Linked DNA regions of Homo sapiens: all the other regions are linked to region 2. Evidence: chromatin contacts called from ENCODE Hi-C or POLR2A ChIA-PET data. All regions are on one chromosome and are shown on one strand. Each heading gives the region's core, a stretch centred on a gene start or an enhancer-like site at or near the end of the contact. The rest is flanking DNA. Distances are from core to core; before and after follow the strand shown.

Region 1 (3,748 bases), core at 694-3,193, 80 kb after region 2:
CCCGGGAGGCTGAGGCAGGAGAATAGCTTGAACCTGCAGAGGTTGCAGTGAGCTGAGATCGTGCCACTGCACTCCAACTGGGGCAACAGAGCAAGACTCCGACTCAAAAAAAAAAAAATTACAAAGATTGTTTGTGGCGCTGGTATGTGGGATTTCCTCACAGCACAGTTCATTTTTCTGGTAATGACAGCTGCTGGGTATCTGCGCTTCACGAAGGTGCTCCTATTTGTACGGTTTGAAACTGACTCACTCTGTCCTGCTGCTGGTGTTTGACATGCAAGCTTCTCTTTCGGCATCACTCTCGGAAGTGGGATCAATTCACCAAGTCTGTTCTGACAAAGGGAGTCTGTCGGCAGCAGACCCCAGCATTCAGAAGGGATCCTTCTTGAGACATCAAACCTCAGGAAACCTTGTGTAATTTTCTCAGTTTCAGTGGCAATAAAACAGGAACAATGATGCTCATCCTCTAGGGTTGTTTTGAAGGTTGAGTGAGATCCTGAATTCACTGGGAATAATAGGTTAAGAATGATTAACTGGGAATACATCATAAGTAACTGGAAATGAGGGGTCAGCAAGCACATGACTTAAGTCAGGACTTCTTCCTACAGCACTTGGTTCAGATTTGTGCTTTATCAAATTAACAAGTTGCTACTTGACATGGATTTCCCTTCCTCAAGTCACTGAAAACTTGAGTGTTTCATGAAATGGACCTACTTTACCTGAAGAGAGGGTCAGGGCTCCCGAGTGTCCTGTGGACATACAGGGACTGGGAGAGAAATGTTGACCATGGGATTGGGTTGGAATTGCCAATAGTTAACAATTATTGCCTTAAAAACTTCTGATGTTGTAAGTCCTACCCTCACGTGGAGTCCCAGTGAGCCACGCTGGTGGAGTCCCTCTGACTCTGATGAGGAACACAGGTTGGGAGGGCAGGATCTCAACACATGGTTAAAATAATTCAAGTGAGAGATATGTGTGTTAATGAATGGAGAGAAGTGGGTGGGTTCAAGAAATATTAAGGAGGTAGACTCTACAGGACTTGGGTACCAGTTGTATGTAGGGACTAAGGAGGAGCGGGAGGGAGGCTGGTTTCTGGTTTATGTGACAGGGCGGCTGGTAGTGACAGTCTTATGTGGGAACAGAGGAAAGGAAACAGGACTGGGGAGAGGCTGGCCTCAGCTTTGGACAGATGTCATCTGAGTCATCACTCAAGTGGACAGGGGCTCAGTAGGTCTTCGGATAGACAGAAGTAAGAGCTCTGCAGAGGTGGGGCATCAGATGGCACATTTATTCACAGACACTTATCAAGTGCTGGGCACTGTCGAAGGCACTGGGGTCTCTGCTTGGCATTCTAGTGTCGGGTTAGGCCCTGACACTAGATGAGTGCCTCTGGTGAGGGGATCAGCAAGAAAGTACTATGGTGTGGGTGGTAGGTGATGTGGATGATGGAGGAGATAAGCCACCTGAATTAGAAGCTGAGTCATCCCCAGAAAAGTTAGAGGGAAGAGGTGCTCTGGGCAAAGAGAAGAGCAGGTGCAGAGGCCCCAGGCAGCACTGAGCAGGCACATTTGAGAAGCTATAAGCTGTAAGCCAGCCGCATGACCCCAGCATGCTGCACAGCAGGGAGGGCTATGAGGGAAGTTGGAAGGGACAAGGGCTGAGTGGATCAGCGTTTGGTTCCCAGACAGTTGGGTTTATTTGAGTGTGATGTTCAGTCATGGGAATTTGAAGGCATGGGAATGTGTGAAATCTCTCAGGTAGACTATGTAGAGTAAAAGGGGGAGAGGACTGTACTATTTGATAGAAGGGCAGGAGAAGGGGAGACTTCTCAAAGGATACTAGAAACAACCAACCATAAAAGCAGAAGAGGATACAAGAAAAGTGGTAAAGAAAAAGGGAACTTTAAAGATGGAAGCAGGCCGGGCGCAGTGGCTCATGCCTGTAATCCCAGCACTTTGGGAGGCCGAGGTGGGCAGATCACAAGGTCAGGAGATCGAGACCATCCTGGCTAACACAGTGAAACCCCGTCTCTACTAAAAATACAAAAACAAAGTTAGCCGGGCGTGGTGGCAGGCGCCTGTAGTCCAGCTACTTGGGAGGCTGAGGCAGGAGAATGGCATGAACCCGGGAGGTGGAGCTTGCAGTGAGCCGAGATCGCGCCACTGCACTCCAGCCTGGGTGACAGAGCGAGTCTCCGTCTCAAAAAAAAGATGGAAGGAGGCCAGGTGCAATGGCTCACACCTGTAATCCCAGCACTTTAGGAGGCTGAGGCAGGAGGGTCGCTTCGGCCCAGGAGTTTGAGACTAGCCTGGACAACATAGTGAGACTCCTGTCTCCACAAAAGCAAAAAAATTAGCCAGTTATGGTGGTTCATGCCTGTGGTCCCAGCTACTCAGGAGGCTGAGGCGGGAGGATCACTTGAGCCCAGGAGTTTGAGGCTGCCATGAGCCTTGATCATCACCCATTGTACTCCAGCATGGGTGACAGAGTGAGACCCTGTCTCTTAAAAAAAATTAATAAAGGGCTGGGTGAGGTGCCTCACACCTGTAATCCCAGCACTTTGGGAGGCCGAGGTGAGCGGATCACCTGAGGTCAGGAGTTTGAGACCAGCTGGCCAACATGGCGAAACCCCATCTCTACTAAAAATACAAAATTAGCTGGACATGGTGGTGCACGCCTGTAATCCCCGCTGCTCGAGAGACTGAGGCAGGAGAGTCACTTGAACCTGGGAGGCAGAGGTTGCAGTGAGCCGAGATTGCACCATTGCACTCCAGCCTGGGCAACAAGAGTGAAACTCCGTCTCAATAATAATAATAAAGATGAATTATTAAGTGGCAGATGATAAGAGGGAGAGGAAGGGAGTGCAGGGAGAGAGGGAAAGGAAGGACTGAAAATATGGCCTATGTGTAACAGTAGGAAGATCATTGCTGGCCTTGGAGAAAGCAGTTCTCAACTCCTCCCTTCCTTTTCCCCACATCCCATTGATTTCCAGATTGGCCAGGAATGTAATCCATATTGCCATAGATCAAGGTGCTGGCTCTAAGGGGTGGGAACTGGTGGAGTTTGGCTGACAGGAAGATGATAGAAGAGGTAAAAAAGAGGAGGCAGGAGGAAAAGCAAATTTCCTGATGAGTAGGGCTAGAAAGGGGCATTGGCTGCCAGTGTGTAAGGAGCACTCATGAAAGAACCACGCGTGTCTTCAGCAGCTGTGTCTGTCAGCTCAGAGTGGAAGCATGTAGGTATTGTCATTTTTTGGTGAGTTTGGCCACAAAGCATTCTGGGAGTGCAGCGGTGGGTGGTTGAAGAAGGAGGAAGTGGAGATAGGCAAAGGATTATCCTTCCTATAAGGCTAGTGCATGGTGGGTGAGAGACTGACAGGATGCTGCTTAGGAGTCCAAAAGGTGTGGCCAGCTCCAGCTTGATTCAGAGCAGTGGTGGTATCCTGGAGCTCCTCTCCCAGAGCAGAGGATGGCAGGTGGCGCCTGGAGAGTGTGGCCTCCCAGCGAGGGAGCTGGCACAGGCTAGGATGGGACTTAGGTCAGCGGGGTGTCTTGGTGGAAGGCTGAGCACACGTGGTTCTCCAGCCGACCACGAGCATCTGATCATATTATCTCCCAGGACTGGGTCCTCCTGGAACCCTGTACACTGCAGAAACTCTTCAGTAGTTACAACAGGAACCTTTGAGCTGAGCACCCAGAAGTACCAGATGTGCTGGAGCAGGCTCCTGTATTTATACGTGGCAGCCAGT
Region 2 (3,466 bases), core at 361-2,860:
CAGTCTCACCTAAACCATCTTCCCCAAAGACCACTGAGGATCAGGCCCTGGGATACATATGCAGATGAAGGACGGGAGGAGGGCCTTGTTCTGAGTTGCAGCTGGAAGGGTGAGGGGTAGGGAATGGTAGCAAGACAAGTAAGTAGGTACTTAAAGGAGGAGTAGGACTTTGCCAGGTGGGTTGAGGATGGAAAATGGAGAACTTCTAGGCAGAGGGAAGAGCCGAGCAGGGCTTTCTTTTTCTTTTTTTTTGAGACTGAGTCTCGCTGTCGTTGCCCGAGCTGGAGTGCAATTGCGCGATCTTGGCTCACTGCAACCTCCACCTCCCGGGTTCCAGCAGTTCTCCTGCCTCAGCCTCTTGAGTAGCTGAGATTACAGGCGCCTGCCATCACCCCCACCTGATTTTTGTATTTTTAGTGAAGACGGGGTTTCACCATGTTGGCCAGGCTGGTCTCGAACTCCTGACCTCAGGTGATCCACCCAACTCGGCCTCCCAAAGTGCCCGGATTACAGGCATGAGTCACTGCGCCTGGCCTTTTTTTTTTTTTTTTTTTTTTTTTTGTATTTTTAGTAGAAATGGGGTTTCACCTTATTGGCCAGGCTGGTCTCGAACTCCGGACCTCAGGTGATCTGCCCGCCTCAGCGCCAAAGTGCTGGGATTACAGGTGTGAGCCACTGTACCCGGCAGGGCAGGACTTTCATATTTCAGATGTGAACACGAGCTTGGATAGGATTGGTGCTGGGAAGAGCAGAAGAGGAAGCTGGGAAGGTGGACCAGTGCACTATGTGAAGGTGCCCTACAGGCAGGCTCGGAAGCTTAGACTTCCTTTTGTGGGTAAGAGGGAACTGCTGAAGGATTAGAAAGCCGGGGTTAGATCTGGATTCTGAAAGCAATCTGGGAGGATATCTAGCATAGCCAACAGCATTATTGCCCTCATCATTCAGTCATTTGATAGACTTGAACTAGCATCTGCTCTGTGCCAGACTCTGGTCTTGGGAAGGGGACCTGAAACAGCCTCTGCCTGCCCTCAAGGTGCTCCTAATCCAGCTTGGAAGACAGATGCGTGTATAGACCACAGTCCAGTGTGTTCACTGACATCCTGGGGTGTGTGCCATGGGCTAGACCTATGCATAGGGCTCAAAGTATCAGGGATTGTGCACACTAAACATGACTTTTATTCCAAACAAACTGTGCCCTCAGGAAGTCCAAAGTCCAGATAACAGACAAGTCCCATTTTGCTCACTTCTCTCTGCACCCCCCACCCCTGCCCAGTAAGTGCTGATTCTATTATGTGAAAAAGGGAGCTATGTGTTGTTTCTAATTCCTCTTCTGCCCATGGGCAGTGAGAAGAGAAAGAACTAGAGCAGGGTTCCCTCTGTTATGCCTTCGTTAATTCATAATACACTTATCCCTCACATATAGGTGGACAGAGGCTGGATGGTACATACCATCCCCAAGATCTGGTTCAGGGAGATGGTCTCTGGAAGCCCACATCCAGGCCCACCCTTGAGATTGTATCTTCTCGGAGGATGTTTCCCCGTTAGTCCTCACTGTATGTTGTGCCTCACCTGGAAGATGGGGTGGAGTTGCTGAGCTGCTGTCCCAGGGCTAGTCCCATCTCTGACCCACTCAGCTCTTGTCCACCTGCTATGACTCACAATGCCTCCAGGCCAGGCCACCCCAGGACAAGAAGGGGTGCTGACCGCTGAGCTGTCAGATAGACTCTGGGCTCTCCCCTGCATGCATTCAGTGCATCATTGAGCACCTACTGTGTTCTAGGAACAGTTCTAGGGAAGTGAAGAACATATTCCCTCACTGAGCTGTCATTCTTGGCAGGGGAATGAAGGGAGTGATCATAAGCAGAGTCCAAGACAGGAATTTGTTCTAGGGGAACTAACAAGATAGTCTCTCAGGAAGCTAACAGAGCGTGTCATGGGTCAGGTTCCCTAGAAGCAGAGCCTAAGCTGAGCATTCTTGTTCAAGTGAATTATTGGGGAAATGCTCTCAGGAGAAGGGGGTGAGGGAAGCAAGACAGGGCGAGAAAAAGGCTAAGGCTGAGCCAGAGTGTGGTCTCACGTGGAGACTAGCTTCCGCTTGCTCTCATGGGGAACTCTGAGCACAAATGGCACCACAGTTAGGCCTCCTTAAAGCAAGGGAGCCCGTCTTTTGTACCCTCCTTCTACATGTCAGTTATTGGCCAGGGCAGCTGAGAGTTACCAGCCAGCTCCTACAGCACCTATGGGATGGGTGCACCACCAGTGATAGGGATCTCAGTAGGGCGCCAGCTGAGGAGGGAGGAAGATAATAGGATAGATGATGAAAATGAAAGGGCAGACTAGCCAACATGGCAAGACCCCATCTCTACAAAAACAAATTAGCTGGGCGTGGTGGCATGCGACTGTAGTCCCAGCTACTCAAGAGGCTGAGGTGGGAGGATCACCTGAGCCCAAGAGGTGAAAGCTGCAGTGAGCAGTGATTGTGCCACTGCACTCCAGCATGGGCGATAGAGACCCTGTGTTTAAAAAAAAAAAAAAAAAAAAGAGGGCCAGGCGCGATGTTTCATGCCTGTAAATCCCAGCACTTTGGGAGGGGAAGGTGGGTGGATCACCTGAAGTCAGAAGCTCGAGAACTGCCTGACCAACATGGTGAAACTCCGTGTCTACTAAAAATAGAAAAAATTAGCCGGGTGTGGTGGCGGGTGCCTGTAATCTCAGCTACTCAGGAGTCTGAGGCAGGAGAATTGCTTGAACCTGGGAGGCAGAGGTTGCAATGAGCGAAGATTGTGCCACTGCACTCCAACCTGGGCAACAAGAGCGAAACTCCATCTCAAAAAAAAAAAAAAGGAATGATTAAATTAATAAGAATATCCAGGCCGGGCACGGTGGCTCACGCCTGTAATCCCAGCACTTTGGGAGGCTGAGGCAGGCGGATCATGAGGTCAGGAGATCGAGATCATCCTGGCTAACATGGTGAAACCCTGTCTCTAATAAAAATACAAAAAATTGGCCGGGTGCAGTGGCTCACGCCTGTAATCCCAGCACCTTGGGAGGCCGAGGCAGGCAAATCACCTGAGGTTGGGAGTTTGAGACCAGCGTGACCAACATGGAGAAACACCATCTCTTCTCAAAATACAAAATTAGCCGGGCATGGTGGTGTATGCCTGTAATCCTAGCTACTTGGGAGGCTGAGGCAGGAGAATCGCTTGAACCCAGGAGGCAGAGGTTGCAGTTAGCCGAGATCACACCACTGTACTCCAGCCTGGGTGACAGAGCGAGACTCTGTCTCAAAAAAAAAAAAAAAAAAACCCTAATTCTGATACGTACAGTGAAGAAAACAAACCAGGGAAATACAGAAAGTGATTTTGGGACAGGGTGAGGAGTAGGAAGTAATTTAGATGTGGTGCTCGGTGAAGGCCCTTGACATTCTTGCTAAAACCTGAACAATAAGGAGACCCCAATCCCTTGA
Region 3 (3,858 bases), core at 339-2,838, 110 kb after region 2:
GCGTCAACCCCTGCGTGGTGGGCTGCATCCCACCCTTCAGGCAGGCCCTGTGGGGCAGGTTTCAGGGAGGAAGGAGGCTGAGTGGGCAGAGTCTGAGGACGCGGCCACCATCGCTCCCTGGCACTACATCTGTGTCCGGGATCTAGGAGGCAGTCCTCCATCACTGAGCCCCAAGATGACTGTCACAGCTTGGTCTAAAGCAGGGGCCGGGCCTGAGCCCTGGCCCCTGCCCTGGAGGAGCTCACAGAGCCCCCAGCTGGGGCATATCTGGTTTCCGGGGGCAGGGGCGATACCCAGAGGAGGAAGAAGGGATTCTGAGAGAGCCCAACAGGCTCCGAGCCTCAGGCTGGAGCTGAGCTTGGGGCAGCAAGGAAGGACCAGGTGCGAGGGCAGAACCATGCGGCCCGACCCCTGCAGCACGGCCTGTGGCCTCCCCCAGCTCCTGCCCGTGCTTCTGGGTCAGTCTGGACTTTGCCACTTCTGACCAAAAGCCACCGCAAACCCACTCAAGCCAAAAGAGGAAGTGACCGTTAGGCCCAACTGGGAAGGCTGGCGGCCAGGGGCACTCCAGGCAGGGCGAGGGGGGCGGCCGGGGGCGCTCCAGGCGGGGCGAGGGAGACACCCAGAACTCCAGGCAGGAGTCCTCGGGTGCCACCTTTCCTCTCCACCTGGCCCTGCGTGGGCTCTGTCCTCAGGGTGGCCCGCCGTAGTCCCCCTCCCCACTCTGAGTTTCCTGTCCCAAAGTCCTAAGGAAGTTTCCAGAACTACATCTCACCATCTTGAGTCAGCCTTGGCTCAGTGTCCATCTCACAGGCCTGGAAGGGGCAGGAGTCAGCACTGTCCAGACCACAGGGCCTGAGTGTGGGGAGGGCAGCCGTCTAGGAAGGTGGTGGAGGGTTGTTACCTTGAGGCAAGAGGGCTGCGGGGCAGAAAGACACAGCAGGTGACTGTTGTGGGAGGCCCAAGAGAGGCCTGGGAGAGGGATGGCCCACAAGGGCTGACCCTCCCGCCACCCAGGGGGCCTTGGACAGGTTTCCTCCTGGCAGGGTGGCCCTTGTGCATGGAACCCCTACAACGACTAAGGCTGGCAGGCATGAGGTTTCCTGAAGGAGAAAGAGCTTGTGGGGCCCAGTGTGGCTGGGGGGGCGCTGGGACTCCATTCTGAAGCCAAAGGCACTGGGAAGGGCTTCCGCAGAGGAGGGTTTGGCAGGGGTTGCCAGGAACAGCCTGGATGGGGACAGGGAACAGATAAGGTGGGTGGAGGAGTTAGCCGGGAGCCTGGGGCTGGCTCCAGCATGATGTGGGGGTCTGCAAGGCCCTGGAGAAAGTGGGGTGGTGCAGCAGGGGGCACACCCACAGCTGGAGCTGACCCAGATGGACAGCTTGGGCTCTGCCACGCGGGACTAGGCAAGGAAGGGGCACGAACAAGCAGGAAGTGGTGAGGCGGTCTCCAGCTAGCTGCTCTCCCCTGCCCAGACTTTGGTTTCCTCCCTGCTGGCTTGGCCTGGCTCCCTGGCTCTGTGTGGTATGGTCACACCCCCGTGCACCCCCTCCACTGAGATGGGGCGGGGAGAGCACCGAGGCTGCTCTTCCTCTCCTGGGCCGTCCTCTGAGCAGCAGACGGGGCTAAGCGTTCCCCAGCTCGCCTTCACACACAGCCCGTGCCACCACACCGACGGTACCATGAAGGACGAGGTAGCTCTACTGGCTGCTGTCACCCTCCTGGGAGTCCTGCTGCAAGGTGGGCTGGTTCCTATCTAGGAAGAGGGTGGGCCTTAGATCCCTACAGCTTGCCCTCTGCCCCCTAGGCCCAGGTGGAGGGCAGAGGTGGGGACTCCAGCCCAGGCCCAAGCTGGAAGAGGGTGGGGACTTTCAGGGAACTGGGGGGCACCTGGCTGTGAGAGCTGTAGGACTTGGGGGTGGCAAGGGTGCCAGGACAAATGGTAGGATAGCCATGGGCTTGGGGAAGCTGATCTCTGCTCTTTCCAGCTGTCCCCTCTCTGGGCGTCCCAGCAAGCGGCCCCCATTCCCTGGCTCTGCTTCAAAGGCACCTCCATACTGGGACCACGTGGAGCAGGGTAGAGGTGGGACTCCTTCCTCCAGCCCCCTAAAAAGAGCCTGCTTAATGCCTTTCTCAGACTGGCCCTAAAGGACACATTCCTTGGCCAGATATCCTTGCCACCTAAGAGACACCACTACTCCACAGTGTGTGGGCTAGGATAAGGCACAGCCTGGGGAGGGGGCTCTGAAGGGGCTGAACAGACAGGCCAGCCTGACCTCCAGCTGCTCCTGCACTGAGCTGGATGGCCACCCTGTGACACCCATCTGCAGAGGGCCCAGAACCAAAGGTGCCAGGGCTGCAGGACTCAGGGGGAGATGGTCCGACGGGAGGTCTGGGGAGGGAGCGCACAGCCAGCACTGGTCTGTGTGTGGTCTGGCCTGGCCTCACCTGACCAAGAGAAGGGCTCCTGCCCACAGAGAAACTTTAGGGCCAGCCCACCCTCTGCAACTACCCCAGCCCTGGGGTCCTGGGGTTAGGCTAGGAGAGTCCCAGCTGCAACCTCCTGGGAGCAGGAGAGAAGGTGTCTGTCAGATTTAGGCCTGGGACCGGAATGCAGGAACAGAGAAACTGAGGTTTGGAGGCACAGGGACGCAGGCTTTAGTGATCCCGGCCTGAGGCAGGGTCAGAGGGCCCTGCTGGTGGGCGCTGGTAGGTGGGTGACCAGGGACTGTTAGCTACAGGGAGTGTGCTTCCTTGCACCTGGGAGGATGCAGCCAGCTCTGCCCTCAGACTCCCGAGGCACTTCCTGGCCAGGGACCTGAAAGCTGCATTTGCCTGTGTTTTGAGAGTGAAATGATTCAGAAACAAGGACTCAAGTGGTCTCTCTCGCGGAGCAGGTGTCCCTGTGCCTGAATCACTCACCCTCCCCCATACACTCACAGGTTGGGACAGGGCCTCTCTGCGCCCCAGGCTTCAGCCCTGCCCTCCTCGCTGAATGTCAGGGACACAGGGCAGGCCAGGGATGGGTGAGACGAGAGGTCTCCTCGGGCGGGGAGGGGGCGGGGTTCCGCCTTAGGGAGGAGAGGACACGGCCAAGTGAAGGGCCAGATTGCAGGATCCCTCCCACTCCCATCTCTGGGGCTTCGGGTGTCCAGACCTGACTCCCGCTCCCCCTCCTCCCCCAGCCTACTTCTCCCTGCAGGTGATCTCGGCGCGCAGGGCCTTCCGCGTGTCGCCGCCGCTCACCACCGGCCCACCCGAGTTCGAGCGCGTCTACCGAGCCCAGTGAGGCGCGGCGGGAGGGCGCGGGGCGGGGAGCGAGCCCCAGGCGGGTCCGGGTCGCAGGACCATCCCGGCCGGCGCGCTCATCCCACCCGCCCACCGCAGGGTGAACTGCAGCGAGTACTTCCCGCTGTTCCTCGCCACGCTCTGGGTCGCCGGCATCTTCTTTCATGAAGGTCGGGGTGTGGGGCAGGGGCGCACGCGCTGGACCCCCGGGACCCGCGCAGGGCGCTCACCAGGCCCGTGCGTACCTCTCGCAGGGGCGGCGGCCCTGTGCGGCCTGGTCTACCTGTTCGCGCGCCTCCGCTACTTCCAGGGCTACGCGCGCTCCGCGCAGCTCAGGTGAGGGCCGGGCGGGGAGCGGGGCGGGGCCGGGGAAAGATCGCGGGCGGGCGGGGCTCCTGGGGAGCGGGACCGAAGCTGGGGGCGGGCGACGGGCCGGAGCCCAGCGCCTTTGGGGATTCGGTGGGCGAGCCCTGGCGGCGGCCAGAGGAAGTCCCCGTGGGGCCAGGGTTGCGGCGGGGAAGAAGCGGGCCTCCTCGCGCCACCTCCCCGCTGACCGCCGCCCGCAGGCT

The links. Hi-C counts contacts between places; a loop is a spot of excess contacts on that map. ChIA-PET counts read pairs that join two places held with the same protein, here RNA polymerase II (POLR2A). Pooled maps may share reads with other maps.
Region 1: a loop to region 2 is called in a map of endothelial cell of hepatic sinusoid, with 8 times the contacts of the local background. The contact joins the enhancer-like site here to the promoter of CBY3 in region 2. A Hi-C loop is called at or near these places in 4 of 168 maps with a recorded cell type or tissue (B cell, endothelial cell of hepatic sinusoid, left cardiac atrium and 1 more), 2 of 37 single-sample maps with no recorded cell type and 12 of 50 pooled maps. POLR2A ChIA-PET finds 5 or more read pairs at or near these places in 18 of 52 experiments (A549, CD4-positive, alpha-beta memory T cell, CD8-positive, alpha-beta memory T cell and 14 more).
Region 3: a map of dorsolateral prefrontal cortex shows a loop between it and region 2 (8-fold over the local background). The contact joins the promoter of LTC4S here to the promoter of CBY3 in region 2. A Hi-C loop is called at or near these places in 17 of 168 maps with a recorded cell type or tissue (CD4-positive, alpha-beta T cell, CD4-positive, alpha-beta memory T cell, CD8-positive, alpha-beta T cell and 14 more), 24 of 37 single-sample maps with no recorded cell type and 27 of 50 pooled maps. POLR2A ChIA-PET finds 5 or more read pairs at or near these places in 18 of 52 experiments (AG04450, CD4-positive, alpha-beta T cell, CD4-positive, alpha-beta memory T cell and 13 more).

The regions. Positions count from the first base shown.
Region 1 is chr5:179,758,893-179,762,640 of GRCh38, forward strand. The region is part of intron 1 of MAML1 (mastermind like transcriptional coactivator 1); the gene reads left to right. Among named protein-coding and RNA genes, the nearest start is that of MAML1, 28 kb to the left of the region's middle. RefSeq lists an enhancer at 1,356-1,435. Within about 2 kb of position 1,944, at least 5 of the 41 ENCODE cell types and tissues checked have a DNase peak (open chromatin) inside an H3K27ac peak, as active enhancers do; they include GM12878, where a contact is called at or near this core.
Region 2 is chr5:179,679,424-179,682,889 of GRCh38, forward strand. It overlaps CBY3 (chibby family member 3), which reads right to left and starts at 1,611. Exons shown (of 2, transcript NM_001164444.2): 1 at 1,450-1,611. The coding sequence starts at 1,495. It also overlaps a transcript of CANX not described here.
Region 3 is chr5:179,792,398-179,796,255 of GRCh38, forward strand. It overlaps LTC4S (leukotriene C4 synthase), which reads left to right and starts at 1,589. Exons shown (of 5, transcript NM_145867.2): 1 at 1,589-1,741; 2 at 3,187-3,286; 3 at 3,389-3,459; 4 at 3,544-3,625; 5 at 3,856-3,858. The coding sequence starts at 1,684. RefSeq lists enhancers at 777-1,404, 979-1,058, 1,079-1,228, 2,712-3,384 and silencers at 1,579-1,648, 3,194-3,858.